Regions from separate parts of the Homo sapiens genome. Here region 1 is linked to region 2. Evidence: chromatin contacts called from ENCODE Hi-C or POLR2A ChIA-PET data. All regions are on one chromosome and are shown on one strand. Each heading gives the region's core, a stretch centred on a gene start or an enhancer-like site at or near the end of the contact. The rest is flanking DNA. Distances are from core to core; before and after follow the strand shown. Region 1 holds the start of GRK6 (G protein-coupled receptor kinase 6). Region 2 holds the start of RGS14 (regulator of G protein signaling 14).

What was found. Hi-C counts contacts between places; a loop is a spot of excess contacts on that map. ChIA-PET counts read pairs that join two places held with the same protein, here RNA polymerase II (POLR2A). Pooled maps may share reads with other maps.
Region 1: a loop to region 2 is called in a map of CD4-positive, alpha-beta memory T cell, with 7 times the contacts of the local background. The contact joins the promoter of GRK6 here to the promoter of RGS14 in region 2. A Hi-C loop is called at or near these places in 7 of 168 maps with a recorded cell type or tissue (B cell, CD4-positive, alpha-beta memory T cell, CD8-positive, alpha-beta T cell and 3 more), 18 of 37 single-sample maps with no recorded cell type and 23 of 50 pooled maps. POLR2A ChIA-PET finds 5 or more read pairs at or near these places in 37 of 52 experiments (A549, A673, AG04450 and 30 more).

The regions. Positions count from the first base shown.
Region 1 is chr5:177,424,662-177,429,259 of GRCh38, reverse strand. GRK6 (G protein-coupled receptor kinase 6) reads right to left here and starts at 2,584. Exons shown (of 16, transcript NM_001004106.3): 1 at 2,363-2,584. The coding sequence starts at 2,414. RefSeq lists a silencer at 2,011-2,660 and enhancers at 2,371-2,910, 3,331-3,500.
Region 2 is chr5:177,354,551-177,359,324 of GRCh38, reverse strand. It overlaps RGS14 (regulator of G protein signaling 14), which reads right to left and starts at 1,401. Exons shown (of 15, transcript NM_006480.5): 1 at 1,256-1,401. The coding sequence starts at 1,300. RefSeq lists enhancers at 849-1,349, 1,478-1,527 and a silencer at 1,148-1,377.

The DNA of each region.
Region 1 (4,598 bases), core at 1,335-3,834, 69 kb before region 2:
TGCCTCTGAGTGCCTGGGAAGAGAAGGGGTACTGAGGGAGGTCTCAAGCCCCAGCGTTGTCCCACTCCATCCTCACAGCAACTCTGCCAGAGCAGGCCCAATTTTATATGAAAACTGAGATTCTGAAGTGAGGAATCAATTCACCCAAGATGACCAAGCCCAGAGTATACCCAAGATGACCAAGCCCAGAGACCAATCCTGGGTACAGGATTCGTACCCAGCTCCCTATGGCCACAACCCAAGCTCCTTTCCCACCCCAAACATGGCTGGCATCTATTAGGTGCCAACTGTATACACACACCAAGGGTTCCCAAACCCCACCTGGGGCCTCAGATCACTTGAGAAGCCGTCAGGGGCCCCAGCCTCAAGCTCATGAAAAGCCAGTTCATGAGGTGGTTCTGATGCAGCCCGTCCAGGCGCCTGGGCTCAGGACTCAGTGACAATCAGGGTTTCCTTTAGTCTTTATGTCCCACCCCCAACCGTTCCACAAAAAGGGGTACTGAAGTTGAGAAAGAAGAGACATGTTTAAAGTCATGCAGGTCGGCCAGGCGCGGTGGCTCATGCCTATAATCCCAGCAATTAGGGAGGCCAGAGGCAGGCGGATCACTTGAGGTCAGGAGTTCAAGACCAGCCAGGCCAACATGGTGAAACCCATCTGTGCTATAAATACAAAAATTAGCTGGGTGTGGTGGCATGCACCTGTAGTCCCAGCTACTTGGGAGGCTGAGGGAGGAGAGTCACTTGAACCCAGGAGGCGGAGGTTGCAGTGAGCCCTGCACTCCAGCCTGGGTGACACAGTGAGACTCTGTCTCAAAAAAAAGCCATGCAGGTGGGAGGGGCAGAGCCAGGTTGTCGTAAGGGTTCTCTAGTGGAGGTACCAGTCCCCAGTCTGGCCATACCACCCTGTGCCTTGCCCATGGCCTGACAAAGCTTGTCCAAAGGTACCCACACTCTCCGGCCAGGCAGTGCCATCAGCAGGCCTGAGGCCTTAACTGGCTACAGCCCTAGGGAAGAAGGCCTGTTTCGGCCCTCCCCACCCCTCCTCCCTGGCTGGTTGGATGACGAGGCAGAACAGAATCGGCAGATGCCCCCAGAGGCTGGGAGGAAGGCCTAGCCCATGGGCTCGATAAGGGACAGGGGATAAGACAGGCTCCCCAGGCAATGAGGACCCAGCCTGCCATGCCATTTCTGGGCTGCACCTCGCCAGAGCACTTGGTGGGCACGGGGTGCCAGGTGTAGCACCCAGCTGAAAGTTCCTCTGGGCTTCCTATAGACTGTGCCGGTCATCCTGTGTCTTAGGCCCGAGTCAATCACAATCTTGCTGTGTGACTGATGCTAATCCCTGGTTTGAGCCTCAGCTTCCCACATGTAAAATATGGTAGAAAGGTGAAGCAGATGACTTTTTAAGCCTGGAAGCCCAGCAAAGGGTGGAAAAACTGTCACAATCTCCCTCCTTGCCCTGGAGTTCCAAAAAGATGGGTCTTGTTTACTGCTGCTTCCCCAGCACCCTGGAAAAGGTGGGGCAGAGTGGGTGGTCAGTGATCATGTTACTGAGGTGGAGTGTGGCAGGTGGGGGCAGACTGACCACAAGGCAGTGAGGACCCGATCTGGTCCTTCTGTGTCTCCCAGGACCTGCACAGAGCAAGTGCCTGATAACATCTGGGGTGGGAGCCACGAGGAGCTACACACACACTCGGTCCACCAGACTGGTTTCCCCAGCCAGACCTCTGAGCTTACAATACTGACAGAGCAGCATGCTCTGCTCCCACTTCTTTCTGTGTCCGCTAGCCCCACTAGACCATGGGCTCCCTGAGGGCAAATATCCATTCACCTCTGCCCTCAGTGTCCTGAGGCACGGAGCAAGTGGCAGTCCTATAAGTAGCATTTGTGGCCAGGAGTTTCCCCAAGTCAGGTGGGCTGTGCTACGCAGAGGGTCCGTTTATTCATTCTCCAGCTTTACCTATCGCCAACTTTGCGCGGGATTAGGCTAGGGTGCTGGGGTCTGGGCCCCTGGCACGTGGGGCATCTTTACACCTCTCCCCTGGAGGAGGCTTGCCTCTCAGACAGGCTCTCCTGGGGCTCCGGTCCCACCCTTCCCTCTTCGTCTCACCTTCTTTCACTCCTTCACCCCCACCCGCCGCGAGGGCGGCGGCCTGACCCCCGCCCCTTCCTGGGCCCCGAATCCCGGGGGCAGGTGCGGAGGAGGAAGACGACGGGCCGGAAAGGCTCGTGTCTGGGCGGGGTGTAAGGCGCAGGGCCCGCGGGCCTAGGGGATCCGACGGCTGGGTAGCCCTGCGGAGCTCAGACGCAGCGCACTCGCGCTCCACGCACCCGGGCCCGGCCGCCCACCCGGCCGCCTCACCTTCCCGGGCCTTGAGTAGCACCGTGTTCGCTACGATGTTCTCGAGCTCCATGGGCTGTGGCGCCGCCTGGCCCGCCGGGCCGCGCCGCCGGCCGGGATCGCGCGCGAGTGCCGAGGCCGGATGGCGATCGGCGCGGCTCGGCGCGGCTCGGCTCGGCTCGCAGTGACCGCGCCGCGGCCTCCCCGGCCTCCCCGGCCGCCGCAGCCAGCCGCGCACTCTCCGCCCCCTCCCGGGGGCCACCCCGGCGCTGGCCCGCCCTGCCCCGCCCTCTGTTTACCTCATTTGACCAATCACCGGGCAGAAGCTCCCCGCGCCGTCTTCCCATTAGTCTTCCTCTTCATTTTTTCCCCCGCCCCCCCAGCTGGGGACTCGCTCAAAGAAGTACGGGGGCGGGACCAATCACGTCACCTCTTCCTGGTTGGTCTGAGGGCGGGGTTCAGCCCCTAGGTTCGAATTTCTAGGCTTTCGTAGGATACCAAACTGCCAATTAGGGCCGAGCCCTCAGCCGGGACAATGGAGGTGGGTACTCTGGGGCACGCCCAGGAGGCCGAATATGTGATTGGGTGAAGAAGACGTCCGTCATCTCAAGTACTGCATTTTGATTGGGTCGTCGCCTGAAGGTGTGGCCCGGCGGCCTTTGGCTCGCAGACGGCTTTTCTAGGGTTTTGTCGGGGACGCGCTCCGTATCCTGGGCCTCCTGCGGGCTGGCAGCGAGTTTGTTTGGTCCACTTGTGTGGCCGTATTCCCTTGGGTCGGCCCCAATCAGGAGGGCGCACATCGAAAGAGGGAGAGACAGGGAGGAGGCTGCGGCCTCGCAGCCGTTCCCCGACCTCTTGCCCGGTCGCCGCAGGCGCCCCGCCCAGCCCCCGCAGCCGGATGTTGTGATTTCTCTCCACCCACTCGGCCTCGCCTTCCCTCGGCCTCTGCCGCCTTATAAGGCAGCGCTACCACCCCTAGACCTCGGGATGAGTTCACACCCATTATACAGGTGGGGAGCTGAGGCGCCGGACGTCAAGTGGCTGGCTCCAGCCCGAAGACTACGGAGAAAACAAGGCTGAAATCTTACAGCTAATCAACACCTTGTAGCTTAACACCCCGCTTCCTCCACCCCCTACTTCACGCAGCAGGAAACAGGCTTGCCCAAACTCCGCGAGTAAGGCAGAGCCGGATCCATCTAGGCTTCTCTAGTTCCTATGCATTCATTCATCCGAAAATACAGAGCAACACCTCTGTGCCAGGCACCAAGCCAGGTGCTGGAGAACACAGTGATGGCAGCAAGATAGCCAGGCTCCCTGCTTACTTGCTAGAAGTGGAGGGAGCAAGTGAGGGCAGGGTGAGATAAAGGTAATTATTCTGTAAATAAACAAATAGATGGTTTCAGAGAGTGACAACTGCTCTTCGGACGTTAAGAGAGTGTGTGACACTCTCAGGGTGTGACATTTGAGCGGATCCAGTAGAAGCAACAGCAAACGCAGAGGCTCTAAGCCAGACTAAGTGGTGTGTTCAGGGAATAGGAGAAGGCGTCCGCAGCTTCTGGGCCCAGTGGTCTGAGATGAGACAGAAGGAGCAAAGGCACTAGCTAGGTCATGGAGGACTGTGAACACGTCCAGGAGGCTGAAGTGTTTTTGCTAAGTGAAATGTGAAACATTTGAAAGAATGATTTATATTTTAAAAATATCACTCTGGTGGATTCCTAGGGGGCCAAGAGTGGAAGCAGAGCAGTCAGGAGTTTACAGAATTCCAGTAAAGAGATGGTGGTGGCCTGGACCTACAAGGTGGCAATAGAGACGGAGAAAAGTGGATGGATCTAGGATCTAGGGAGTTAAGTACCTTAAAAGAGGGAAACCCTCCTGGCTAATGCGGTGAAACCCCGTCTCTACTAAAAATACAAAAAATTAGCCGGGCATGGTGGCGGGCACCTGTAGTCCCAGCTACTTGGGAGGCTGAGGCAGGAGAATGGTGTGAACCTGGGAGGTGGAGCTTGCAGTGGGCCGAGATCGTGCCAATACACTCCAGCCTGGGCAACAGAGTGAGACTCCGTCTCAAAAAAAAAAAAAAAAAAGGGAAACCCAGGGCCCAGTGGAACATAGGGCAGGTACCTCACTTAGTGAAGGCTGTTGTGTCCAAGTGAAATCTGAAGATTCAGTGAAAATGTGCAGGTTACTGGAGTAGGGAGGGAAAGAGCCTTCTGGACAGAGGGGTATCACATGTTCGAAGTTCCGTAGAGGAAGTCAG
Region 2 (4,774 bases), core at 152-2,651:
TTTCGTTGTGGGGTCGGTACTGCAGACAGTGAGATGGGGGGCTGAGCTGGCTTTGAAGGGTGGCCTCTCTCCCAGCCGGCCAGCCCGGGGCTGGGCAGGAAAGAGATGCTGGAAGAAGAAGAGGTAGAGGCAGGTTTTGGGAACTAAGGGGCAGGAGTGGTGATGGGGCTGCCTCAGCTTCTTGGTGAGGCAGGAGATCTTTGAATTGGGGCTGAAAATGTAGGGGGCACTGGGCTGACAATTATGCAGCCCCCACAATGGGTCAAAGGCCTCATATGCATTATTTCACTCTATCATCTCAACAAGCCTTGAAATTCATTCCAACCTCCTCATTTTAGGGATGAGGAAACTGAGAGCTGGCGAGGACCCTCCCTCCAGTAAGAGAGAATAGAACCAGGACTGGAACCCAGGTCTCTATAGAGCCACTGGCTTTGGCCCGTGATACTAGGCTGGGGCCTGGTGGTGGGCCAGGACACTGGCCTTCCTGAGGTTGTTAAGAGGGACTCTTCCAAGTGAGGGGGGAACCCTAGGGAGAGAAGGGAGGCCCAGCACAGCTTGCCCCATCTGCTGAATGAATGAGAAGAGCCAGATCCTCTGAGGGCAGCTCTGATCTGGGGCTAAGCAGCCAGGGAGAGGGTTAAGGGGTGGGGCAGCTGCAGCCAGGGGGATCTTAGTGCTCAGCCCTTCCTGGAAGCTCAGGAATAGAACAGGCAGAAGCTGCATCAACCTAGTCTGACCCTGCTGCCCCATCCCGGGCTGCCCAAACAATGCTAGTTCTGGCAGGAAGCCTCTGGAGTAGCTCCGGCTGGAGGACACCGACCCAGCAAGAGCTGCCACTAACATGACCTTGGGCACCTGGAGCAGGGGGTGAGGAGGGGAGGACTCAGGCTGAGCGGGATGTAGGGGCTTGAGCCACTGTGGGGATGGGCAGGGGGCAAGGAGCACATCGAGTGTCCCTGAGACCCTGGGATGCAGCCCCAGATGCAGCAGGTGAGGGAGTGGTGGGGGCTGGACCAGAAGCCTGTGCCCGCTCTGGCCTCACTGCCAGGGTTGTACCAGGCTCCCGGCTGGGCCATCTGGAAGGGTCTAGGGGTGAGAGCACCAGGTCCTACCACCTGCTGCTGTCTGTACCCAACTTCTCTCGCCTGCTGGCAGCCCGTGGGCTCTTGCCTGGCCCTGCCGGGTGTGCCTCCTGGGCTCCACCCTGGGTGTGCCCACCCCCTCCTCGTGGCCCTGGCCCGGAGCCCACACTCACCATGCGCCCGTTGGGGACGCCCAGGTGCTTGGGCTTCCCTGGCATGCCGCTGCCGATCAGGGGTCCCCGCCGCGGGGGCTGCCCACCATGGGGACTGTGGGCAGCGCCGGCCAGAGCTTGCACGGTGGCGGGCAGGCAGTGGAGAGAGCCTGACTCGGCTCCTGCGGGCCCTCACATCCTGAAACACCGCTCACTACCTCTTTTCTCTGCCACAGGAAGTGTCTCTATAGAAACCAAACCACAGAAAGAAGCAAGGTCTAAGAGAGCGAACGCCTCTTCCTACACACACACGCGCACACACACACACGTTCACGCACACACACGCCACCAACACACTCCTGGCAGCATCCCGCACGGGCACCAACACAAGGCAGAGGCTTCCGTGTGCCCAGCAAGGAGCCCAGCCTGGTCTGGCCAGGACCAGGGAGCTCTAAGTTCATGCCTGGGCTCACAGCACACGAGTAAACATACCTAGGCACCTTTGTCCACCCTGGGGGCGTTCCTGTGGACATGCACACACGTGCACTGGGACCTGTGTATCCACACGTGTACTTTACTCGGCACACACTTACCTCATACCTACTGTGTGCCAGACAAACATGTGCTCAGTACCCCTCTCCCCGGCAGCTGCACATATGCAGGGTACCTCTAGCCCCAGACACCTACAGGCTCCTTCCATGCATGTGGCCAGGTGTGCAGACAGATGGATAACTTGCCCGCATGGCTGTGCACACACAGACATTCAGGTATGCGTGTCATAAACACATGGGCTCTCCCTTACAAGGGGGACTTGGGTGTATAGTCATGTGCATGCACAGTCCCCTGAAGAGGTGCATGTGACAGGCACACCTGAACATAGGACATATGTATTCCGACACTCCAGTGACATATGTGTAAGCAGATATGATGCACACGCTCACCTACCTAGGTAGGGGACTGGATCACCTATATCTGTGGCCAAAGACTTGAGCGCATTCATACTCACTCAGAAATCCTGCCTTAGTCAACTCAGGCTGCTATAGCAAAAATACCATAGACCAGGTGGGTTAAACAACAAATAAGTATTTCTCACACTTCTGGAGGCTGAGATGTCCAAGGGCAAGCCGCTGGCACATCTGGTATCTAGAGAGGGCCCTCTTCCTGGTTTGCAGACAGCTGTCTTTTTGCCATGCCCTCACGATAGCAAGTGGAGATAAAGGAAGCCAGCTCCCTCCTGTCTCTTTTTATAAGGGCACTAATTCCTAATCCCACCCTAAGGGGTTCTCTTTCATGACCCAATTACCTCTCAAAGGCCCTGTCTCCAAATAACACCTTGCAGGTTAGTGTTTCAACGTATGAATTTTGGGGGATATAAACTTAATTTGATAGCATGTAGTGTTGGCTGAAGGGTGGGCATCCTGCCCTCGGCCCTGACCTGGCCCCAGATGAACTCCAGTTTTAAAAATTTTAGCTAGGGTCCTTGGTTTGCCTCTTTCTCACACATGCGTGTCCCCACTGCAAGGACTTATATTTTCTTCTAAGCGTGGGCTCACTAAGACCCCTCAACTTGCCCACCATTCTGATTTGAGCTCCTCTTTCTCTCTTTTTCTTTCTTTTCTTTTCTTTACTTTTTTTTTTTTTTTTTTGAGACAGAGTCCTGCTCTGTTACTCACCCAGGCTGGAGTGTAGTGGCAGGATCTAGGCTCACTGCAGCCCTGACCTCCTGGGCTCAAGCAATCCTCCCACCTCAGCCTTCCAAGTAGCTGGGACCACAGGTGCATGTCAACGTGACTGTGTAATTTTTTTTTTTGTAGAGATGTCTCCTATGTTGCCCAGACTGGTCTCAAACTCCTGGGCTCAAGCAATCCACCCACCTTAGCCTCCCAAAGTGCTGGGATTACAAGTGTGAGCCATCGTGTCCAGCCTCAGCTAGTCTTTCTGCAGGGACAAGGTGATAGCCACTTCTCCATATTCTACCCTCTGCCCCACTGCCCCTTCTAGGGCTGTGACCTGAACTCTTCAGTGGCAGAAACTGAATAGCTCTTCACCACAAATTCATGTCCTTTTTTCCTGGGCACGTGGCTAACTTTACTTTCCCAGGTTCCCTTGCAGTCAGATGTGGACATGTGACCACTTCTTGCCAATTGAAAATGTGTGGGATGACATGTGTCATTTTTGAGCCAAGGCTTTGAAGAAGTAAGTGTGTGCCCTGCACCCTCCCTCTTTCTCCTTCAGCTGGATGGATAGAGAAGATGAGGAGGCCCAGGGGATTGTGGAACCACAAGAAGGAAAAAGCAGGGTCTGTGTATCAGTGCCTGAAGGCAAGCCACCCATCAACCTGGAAACCAGCTTCAGACCATTATGTAAGTGGGAAGTAAAATTTTTTGAGCCTCCTGACAGATGCACAAACCTTGTAAAAATAGTTAAAAAAAAAAGAAACATCAAAAAAATTTTCAGGTCATTATATACATTAGGGCCTATTTGTTATAGCAGCTAGCACTGCCCTAGTTAACACACTTCTTCTCCCAGCACTGCCTCACCTCTCTCCAGACACCTTGCTTCAGGCCACACAGACAGAGAGATTCAGTCAGACTTGATGTGTGAAAGGGGTTACGGTGGAGGTTGCTTTTGGGCCTGGACCATTGCCAATGGTGGTCTTAATAAGGTGTGTGACTGTTTCAATGTGCCTGTGGGGGTTGTAGGGTGTGTGATATGGGTGAAGACTTCCTGTCTGCTGTGCCATGGATCTGGGCCATTTCCTAGGTGGCTTTACAGTCCTAGTCCTCACAACCACTTTGTGAATGGTGCTTATTATTACCATTTCACAGATCAGGAAACTGAGGCTCAGAGAGAAGTGAGTTGCCCAAGGCTATACATCCTCTTAGAGATCTGCTAAGCTGTGAGTGTGCTTGGGGTGCCTGGAACTGGGCTTTGGCCACCACAGATGCCCACAGCTCATCTTCTTCCTGCCAAAGGACAGTCACAGTCTCTGCCTGGGACTCCCTTTGAAGTTCATACTCTCCTGCAGAGACACCTCTTCCCTTCTCTCCACCATGGATGCCAGTTCTAGCTCTGACCACATCTTCACCACAGCTAGCCCTGGCTGTTCCCATCTCTTAGCCCTTATCTAGTCTTCTCCATGCCATGAGAGTGGTGGAGTACCTCCACCCACAAAGCACCATCCTCGACTTCTCCCTTCCTGGCTGCCCACAGGGCATCAGTTCCTGATTTAGTCTCTGGCTGGGACTTCAGATCCTTCTTCTCTGTGAAGACCTCCTTGGCTTAGGCCTCACCCTCTCTCCCCCGATCATGATGAATCCAGTCTCCCTATTATCCCCGCTCCAATCTCTTCTCCTCACCATAGCTAGAGGAATCCACATTGGTCACTCCCATGCTTAGAAATATCCCATTGAGTTCTGGGAAAAGGCCATGTTCCTTACTTGGGAATTGAAGGCCCTTTGAGTTTTGGCTTCAGCTCCCCCGCAGCCCCCAACTCCAACTTCTCAGCCATTCCAAACTACTTGTATTTCATCTGCTCTC